Regions from separate parts of the Homo sapiens genome. Here regions 2 and 3 are each linked to region 1. A link is a contact called in ENCODE Hi-C or POLR2A ChIA-PET data. All regions are on one chromosome and are shown on one strand. The core of a region is the stretch at or near the end of the contact, and the rest is flanking DNA. Distances in the headings are between cores, read along the strand shown. Region 1 has its middle 42 kb from the start of SEMA3A. Region 2 has its middle 140 kb from the start of LINC03017. Region 3 has its middle 170 kb from the start of LINC03017.

Region 1 (2,700 bases), core at 104-2,603:
ATGCATTCATTAATTGCACATTATATTAATAATGACAAGATATTTTTCTGTATTACTGAGTGAAATGAAAGATAAACTGGTATGATGCATATGATTATATACATGACTTTATATTTAATATATGCAATCATTTATAAGTGTCTTGTATGTGAATAATTGTATGTATTTTGTAGTTTGGAAAAATGTTAGCTGGATTATCAATAATTATTGATTTCTGGTATTGAAATTTTGATTACTTTTGATATTATTGTTTCTTCTTTATTTCTTTATTTTCTTCTCCATATTTTCAATATTACTTGAAATATCTGCATGAATAAATATTATTGGAATAAGAAAAATGATACAGTAAACGCTATTAATTTTTTTAAAAAGTAGTTTGGGTATAATTGTTTTAATTCTTAATTCCTCTTCTCCATTTTGTGTCCCAACAAACTAGAATCTACTTTCCTCACTCCAACTATTCTACTAAAGTGGTTCTCATAAAGACCAATTATCAATGAGCTTATTATCCAACCCAAGTACCCTCTACTCTTGGGCAACAAAGAGAACTCTAACATGGTCGAGTATACTGTCTTCATGAAAACATAGCTACTTTAGACCATACTTTATGCCATTGCATCTCAAGCTCTTTCACCAGTTTATTTTCCTTCACTTGGCCCCTAAGAACAGATGTTTCCTAAGGCCCCATGTTTAGGGTGTATTCCTTTTCACCCTACACACTTTTAACTAATCTATTTTCCTCCCACAACTTCAAGTATCAACCTCACTGGATGATTCTCAAATCATTATCAAAACATCAAAGGCACATGCCTAATTGGCTACTGTTTACTGCACAAAACCAGCCTGATGTCACCTCAAATTGCACAGGTGCAAATTAGAATTCATTTGTTTCTCTTCCAAACTTTCCCCTATGCCTTCAATTTTAAGTGCACCACTGGCCACTCTCCTTTGCTTGGGTTAAAAATTTTAGTTTTCTTGAACTTCCTCTTCCTCCTGTCTTTTAGCTAGTCACCACATCTGTATTGATTATGTGTCTATCACACATTTGTCAGTGGGCGAATGAAGTAAAGTTTCAGATGAGGTGTTATTTCCTTTATGTTCCCAGTTATACTAGACTAATTTGGACATTAATCACTTCTATCCTAGATATCCAATATAACCTCCTAACAGAAGTTTCTAACTCTCCCTTCAGTTACACAGTCATCAGTATTAATTCGCTAAAATTCTGAATATGATTGCCTCTCTTTGCAAGAGAAAATGAACATTACTAAAATATTAGTTTGGCATTTCAGGCCCTTCCTCCAAGATGTTATTGCAATCTTCCTGTTTAACTTCCTTTTCCATGCATAGTTTATCTTTATCTCGCAAATACTCTATTAGTCACTAATGACTAATCCCATTCTCCTAAGAGCAAGACTTTTCCATCTATGATATTAATTTGATATAGAAAAAGAGTTTGAAATTCACTTGGAATACAGGTAATTATTGATTTTGCCCTACTCTCTTGATCGTTTTGCCTCAGTCTATCAAAACCAATTCAAGTGTGTTATCTTCCAATACCTTGAACAAATCTCTCTTCCCCTGTCATTTATGGAGTGTACATCTGAGGTAGAAAATATTTCAGTTAATTCTATATGTGAGTCACCTTCATGATTGTGAATACCCTCAAAGCAGAGGTCTTAAAAAGGATAGATTGTGTTAATTACCTGGAAAAAAAATGGCAGTAAGTGATATACTTAAAGCAATATCATATATATTCTATTTAAAATAAATTTAACTGTGTTGGAAAGGAAGGGAAGGAAGTTAAACTTACATTCTAAAATTTAAAACGACCAAATAAATAAATCGGGAAAAGCAATGCCCAACATTAATAGTGAAAACATATTTTTAAAATAATTAACACCTGAATCATAATTAGCAACTAAGTGTAGGAAGAAACTGATGATGCTGAAAACAAAATGTGTTTAATTTATCCCAGAGTTAAGGAAAAGACAAACATATGTAGGTAAGTGAATTTCTGAGCACCAATTTCTTAGCAACCACAGTCTAACTTATCAAATTTAAGATTAAGATTTGAGATAGTTTATATCAACAGGTAAATTTCATTATTAAGCAATTAGCCACTCATTGTCTTACTCAAACTTACTACTCACTGAGTTAATACAACATACAAGACATAGTATTAGGGAAAATGTCTTTAAGAAGTTCATAATCAATAAAAGAGAAGAAGAACGAAGAGAAGAAGGGAGAGGAGGAAGGAGATGAGAGGTATGGGAGGGACAGACAAAAGTAATATTAAATGCTTACAACATACCACCCATTTTTCTAAGTGGTTTACATTATCATCTCTTATACTGTGACAAGATAGATACTATTATTGTCTTTATTATATAGATAAGGGAACTGACGCATGATGTGACCAAATAACTTCTTAACATGAATCACCCAGCAAAGGGTGATTCATGAAATCACTGAGTTTCATGAGTGATTCATGAAATCTGAGCTGAGTTTCAATCACAGAACATACATCCTGCTCTGTAGTTTATGCCTTTAGTCACTATGGTTTACTATAGTTAACATACTGTGCTGAGACCCAGATGCAACCAATTAATAGAAACATACTTCAGGAATGCCTTTAAAAAATTCTGTGAGAATGCAGATTAGTGTGGGAATTCCTGTTGACTGAAGTCCTAACAGAAA
Region 2 (2,765 bases), core at 56-2,555, 440 kb after region 1:
GTACACCACTAGCTTTCTGTATTTCCTACTCCGTGGGTGAGAGGTTGAGATGCTTCTACTGTGGCACAAAGTGGGTTCTGTGTAGCTACATCATCCATCTTCACTGCAGAATGGATCCACCAGCCATGGGAGACTAACCCATTGGCACAGGCCTGAGCTTGTGCACTGTTTCTCTACTTTTGCTGTGAAGTAGATGCTGTACCACTTGAGCCTAGTGTGTGTGTTGTCTGTTCACAGTGAACTTGAATCATTCACTGGTCTCTTCCCTGGATGGCACACACTTATCTGCCTTGTAACCTGGCTGCACATCCTAGCTACCCAGGGAATAGTGAAGCAATATCTCCTTAAGAATATTCATTATATATATACATATGAAATTTACTTTTCCCTGCATACTTTGTTTTCTTCAAGTGTTTTTGTTGTTGCTTGTTTTGCTCATTAAATTCCATACTGGGTGATTTCATCACGTTTGTTAATCATTGGTTTTCTGCTTATATATAAGAGTAGGGGATCAAGATGCTGTTCAGAAACTCTGAGCACATGAGTGTGGGTGGTCAACTGTGAGTTTCATTGAAGAGTGGAACGTTTTCACTGAAAAACCAACTATAACAAAATATTTATGTTTTGCCTTTTGATTTGGTCAAATTCTGCAAAGACTTCTCTGTCTTCTGCCTGGAGCCAAGATTCTGAGAATCAAGGAAGAAATGAAGCAGGGGGCTGTGGGCATGTCAGCATTTTAAATAAATATACATACATGTGCGTAATACCTTAATACCTGGAGTATCTGGTATACCCCAGTTTAGAGATCCTCTTCTTTATTCTCTCCAGAGAAAAAGCCTCCATTGTTCTGTCAAGATTCAACTATCACCTGGTTACTTATAGTAGTATAAAAGATTCAGGGGTTATGTGTTTTTTTAAGCAGACTTTTAACCAATTCTTCCTCTCCTAACACCCTTTTCTCATTCAACTCATTTCCAGAGATACCAGGTTATATAGCATATGAAATGTTCCTAATTTAAATGTCAGTTTTGAAAGTACAGCCAAAATCAGCAAACAGATCAAAAAACAAAACATATCCCTTCCCCATGCAATCTGAAGTAAAGAGCAGAGAAAGGCAAATTACTATTTAGAAGTATAAAAAACAAAAAAAATACAGTAGCCCCTGGCGTCCAGGATCTGGACTGATACTTACAGCCAGGCTGTGCAATTCACAAAAATAATCTCACTGAATACCATCTTCAAATAAGTGTCATTCTGAGTCCATTATAAAGTGAAACAAAACAAGTCCAGTTCATAATTTTGTCTACGTCCTGACAAAAACAGAACAGTCATTGTGCCAACCACAAAATACCAATCACCTCCCCTTTTTGGCTACAAGGATGATTGCTCACTATTCTTTAATAATCAGCTTTGTACTTATTCTAATCTTCTCTACCTATAAATAAAATGTGTTAAAATACCAGTTATGAAATTGCTCCACTTTCTCACAGCATCCAACATAGAGCAACTCTCCTCCACCACTCCACCACTGCTGCTTCCTTAAACCCTTCCCCAAATCACTCAACCAAGCCCTCAAAATGCTATAAAAGATTCTTTCTAACACCTTACTGAGACACCTCATGATTACCCATTGTGATGGTTAATTTTATGCTTCAACTTGGCTAGATGCCCAGTTACTCAGCCAAACACCAGTTTAGATATTGTTGTGAAGGTGTTTTTTTAAAGATATGATTAAAATTTAAATTAGTAGGCTTTGAGTAAAGCAGATTACTTGCTGTAATGTAGGTGAGCATCATTCCATGGTGTTTGTTCTTCCCATGGCAAGGTGTGGGAGGCCTAATGTGTTTAATCATACAGTGTTTTTAGTGTCTTTTGTTGAAGAACATTGATACCGTTCTTCCCTGTTTGTGTTCTTTCATGTAACCAAAAAGGGAATAAAAAGATACTCTGCATCTCCATTCAACAAAATAATCTGGGAAATAAGGAAATTTTTTTCTCTTCATTTTTAATTTACTCTTTCATATAAAGAGAATGCTGAATATTTGAAAGTAATATACAACTTGTGTTTTACACAATTATTAAAGACTTTAAACTTACTTGAAGCATCAAATCAATTAAAAATGTATCATTTTAAAGAAGGTTGTATGCTAAATATGGGTGAATTTCTGTTCATAAACTACACATTATGTATCTTGATCTTGTCAAGCCTAATAAAAATACTGTTAAGCAGTTAAATAGTTAAAGCATACGAGCAATGTTAAAAGTATCTCCCTGAGAATTACAGATTTCTCTTCAAGATCAGTGCTTCTTTCTCTTAAAACATCAGCAACATTACAGGAATTGCACATCTTGCTGAATTCTGTTTCATGTACTTCCTATGTCCTGGACATCATTTTTTTCCCCATTTATTTCTACTTCCTGTACACAGAATTTGGACAATTTGTAATTTTTCCAGTCATTCATTGCACTTTTAAAAATGTTATGAGAATCTTGAGTGTTAAGGCTTGTGACGAAAATCAATCCTAATGGGAAATTGGTGAGTTCATTTATAATCAGGAAACCATTAAGGAAATTATATGTTTCAAGAAATCCCATTTGGTCATACGTTAGTGACTAGGCCAGTAATTAAATCACCCTTTACGTAACTATCAGAAAAAATAACCACTTGCTTTCATATACTCATGGCCCACTGCCACCGTACCCCAGGCTATAATCTTATCAGCCCTTGCAAACAGATCAGGTCAGATATGATATACATTTGGATG
Region 3 (2,700 bases), core at 179-2,678, 470 kb after region 1:
TTACATAATTATCATTTTGTGGTGAGGACACTTAGTATCCACTGTCTTATTATTTTTCAAGAATACAGTATATCATTGGGTACCTTCTTTGTAGTACAACATAATACTTTTCTGATTTTAAAATACCAAGAGGATGTTAGTTTGCAGTCCTTGTTTTCTTATTTCTTTCATTTTCTAAGGTGATTGAAGTAAAAGATAAAGGGATTATCTTCTAAACAGAATCAATTCACCCATTTATTTGGAAGATAGAATATAAAAATGCAATAACTGTTCAATCAGTGTAAGCCTTAAAAAAAAAACCTCAGAATTTTAAAAGACCTTGAGATTACTGGATTTATTGACTTTCAATTATACCTGGAGGATGAGCAAATAGACGATCATCAACCATTACTTTCCAATATGTTAATAAGCACAATTATTGATTTTTGAAACATGTTTTCATCACAGTGTAGAGGTGTAGAGCACCATACATTTTTCCAGCTTTGTTAAAGTATGACTGACAAGTCAAAATTGTAAATATTTAAGGTATACAATGTGATGTTTTGATATAAGTGTACATTGCGAAATGAATACCACAATCAAGCTAATTAACATATCCATCACCTCACATAGTTACTTTTTAATTTTTTAGCTGAGAACATTTTAGACCTACTCTCTCGGCAAATCCCCAAGTAAAAAATACACTACTATTAGCTATAGTCACCATGCTATACATTACATCTCCAGAATTTATTCATACTGCATAATTGAAACTTTATATGCTTTGACCAACATCATGCATTTTTGATTATATGATTCATAACTAAAACTGGATATTTTGGAAACTATGTCTTTCTTGAAACATGACTCTGAACAAAGCCTTAAATTGAAAGCAATTGTGTCTTTGATGTTTATGAATTCACACCTTTTTTATTCAATAATTTGTTCATCACTGTTTTTTAAATTTTGTATTTCATAAACAATAATTTTCATAGAGGGTCTGTGACTCAGGTTGTCTGAATCACAGTGCAGCTGTGTGAGGACAGAGACATAAGCACTATTGTCAGATTATATAGGAAACATATTGAACTCTAGTGTGATTATCCAAAAATTTAGACAGAAACCACTGAACAAGAAACACTTTGAATTTTGATTAAAATTTATATCCAGGAATGTTTATGATTTTGTGTCAGTCTATCTTTACAGTGTAAGGAAATATTAGAATTGTTTAATGAAATAAGAAATAAGAAAATGTAATTACCATAAACAAAAACATAAAGCAGACAGCACAGTGCCCGGCCAAAAGCGAGTGTTTAAGGATTGATAGAGGTATTATTGTTATCCCCTTCAATTAATGTCCTAAAAATGCCTGAGTAGTTGAATCCTATGTAGACCAAGGAAGAAGACGGGAAACGTATACCATGGCAACAGTTCTGTGTTGAATTTGGATGCCTCTTCACACTTGAAATGCTTGGTGGAAAGTATGACTCATGACACGCTAATTTGTATGGCTCATAAAGCAGATTATACCCCCCCAAAATAAAAACTTCCTTTTAACTAATATGTGATGAAATATGTTCAAGAAATTTGAAAAAAAAAAAGCCATATTAATTAAATCTAAAGGTAGGATTTTGTAATGTATGAACCAAAAAGTAAAAACTGTGAGGCAGAGAAATGTACCTTTCATTAATGTTTTAGTCAAGGTTCTTTAGAAAGACAGAAACAATAATATACATACATGTAGGGAGAGAAAAATAAATATATGAGAAGGAAATTCTTAAGGGAACTAGTTCACTTGATTACGGAGATTAAGTCTCGTAACACGTCATTTACAGCTGAGAACCAGGGAAGCCAGTAGCATGACTCAGACCAAGTCCTCAAGTCCTAGGGCATGGAGGCTGCTGGTCAAAGTCCCAGAGTCCAAAAGCCAAACAATCTGGAAATCTGATATCCGAGGGCAGAAGAAATGGGTCCCAGCTTCAAAAGAAACAGAGCAATAACTCACCCTTCATTTGCCCTTTTGTTCATCCAGACTTGATTGCTTAGTGCCTGCCCAGACTGAGGGTGGATCCTACTCAGCCAGGCTTAAGTGCCAGTTTCCTCCAGAAACACCCTCATAGACATACTTGGGGCAACCTAATTATTTTAATCAAATGCCAAGTCACCTGGGTTTCCTTTTCAACAGAGAGGCACAGGTTCAGTGCCTACTGAGGCATGGAGAATAATTAATGCAATTATTGAGAATAAATAATGCTTCACCAGCTACCTGCTTATCCCTTAATTCAGTCAAATTGACACCCAAAATTAACCATTACAATGAACAAATATTAATAATGGTTTACATGTCTAAGTATCTACCACTTAGTAACATTATGCTGTGCTAAGGTCTTCAAACATCCAAATGTAGGTAGATTTGAAAAAAACAAAAATTAATAATTATTTAATAGAATATAAATATACTGTAGACTAATAAAATGTAAATTTTTGACTCTTTATACAATTGTATAAAGTGCTTAATAGCAATTATGTGTTTTCATTCCTCCAAATTATAATGATTTTTATCCCCTCTTAGAGAAATATCAACATTTACCCTCAATCTTGTTGATATACTTTTCTATATTCCAAATGTTATTGCTGCAATATTATCATATATAACTTTAATGATTACTGAAGTGGATAATTAAGATAAAAAAATACAATTAATTTCCCATATGTGTGATA

What was found. Hi-C counts contacts between places; a loop is a spot of excess contacts on that map. ChIA-PET counts read pairs that join two places held with the same protein, here RNA polymerase II (POLR2A). Pooled maps may share reads with other maps.
Region 2: a map of endothelial cell of umbilical vein shows a loop between it and region 1 (2.4-fold over the local background). The contact joins two enhancer-like sites. A Hi-C loop is called at or near these places in 1 of 168 maps with a recorded cell type or tissue (endothelial cell of umbilical vein). POLR2A ChIA-PET finds 5 or more read pairs at or near these places in 1 of 52 experiments (BJ).
Region 3: a map of endothelial cell of umbilical vein shows a loop between it and region 1 (9-fold over the local background). The contact joins two enhancer-like sites. A Hi-C loop is called at or near these places in 1 of 168 maps with a recorded cell type or tissue (endothelial cell of umbilical vein) and 1 of 50 pooled maps. POLR2A ChIA-PET finds 5 or more read pairs at or near these places in 1 of 52 experiments (T-cell).

Annotation. Positions count from the first base shown.
Region 1 is chr7:84,235,223-84,237,922 of GRCh38, forward strand. It overlaps a transcript of SEMA3A not described here. Among named protein-coding and RNA genes, the nearest start is that of SEMA3A, 42 kb to the left of the region's middle. Within about 2 kb of position 1,354, at least 5 of the 41 ENCODE cell types and tissues checked have a DNase peak (open chromatin) inside an H3K27ac peak, as active enhancers do; they include endothelial cell of umbilical vein, where a contact is called at or near this core.
Region 2 is chr7:84,673,111-84,675,875 of GRCh38, forward strand. No RefSeq gene overlaps it. Among named protein-coding and RNA genes, the nearest start is that of LINC03017, 140 kb to the left of the region's middle. Within about 2 kb of position 1,306, at least 3 of the 41 ENCODE cell types and tissues checked have a DNase peak (open chromatin) inside an H3K27ac peak, as active enhancers do; they include endothelial cell of umbilical vein, where a contact is called at or near this core.
Region 3 is chr7:84,700,188-84,702,887 of GRCh38, forward strand. No RefSeq gene overlaps it. Among named protein-coding and RNA genes, the nearest start is that of LINC03017, 170 kb to the left of the region's middle. Within about 2 kb of position 1,429, at least 4 of the 41 ENCODE cell types and tissues checked have a DNase peak (open chromatin) inside an H3K27ac peak, as active enhancers do; they include endothelial cell of umbilical vein, where a contact is called at or near this core.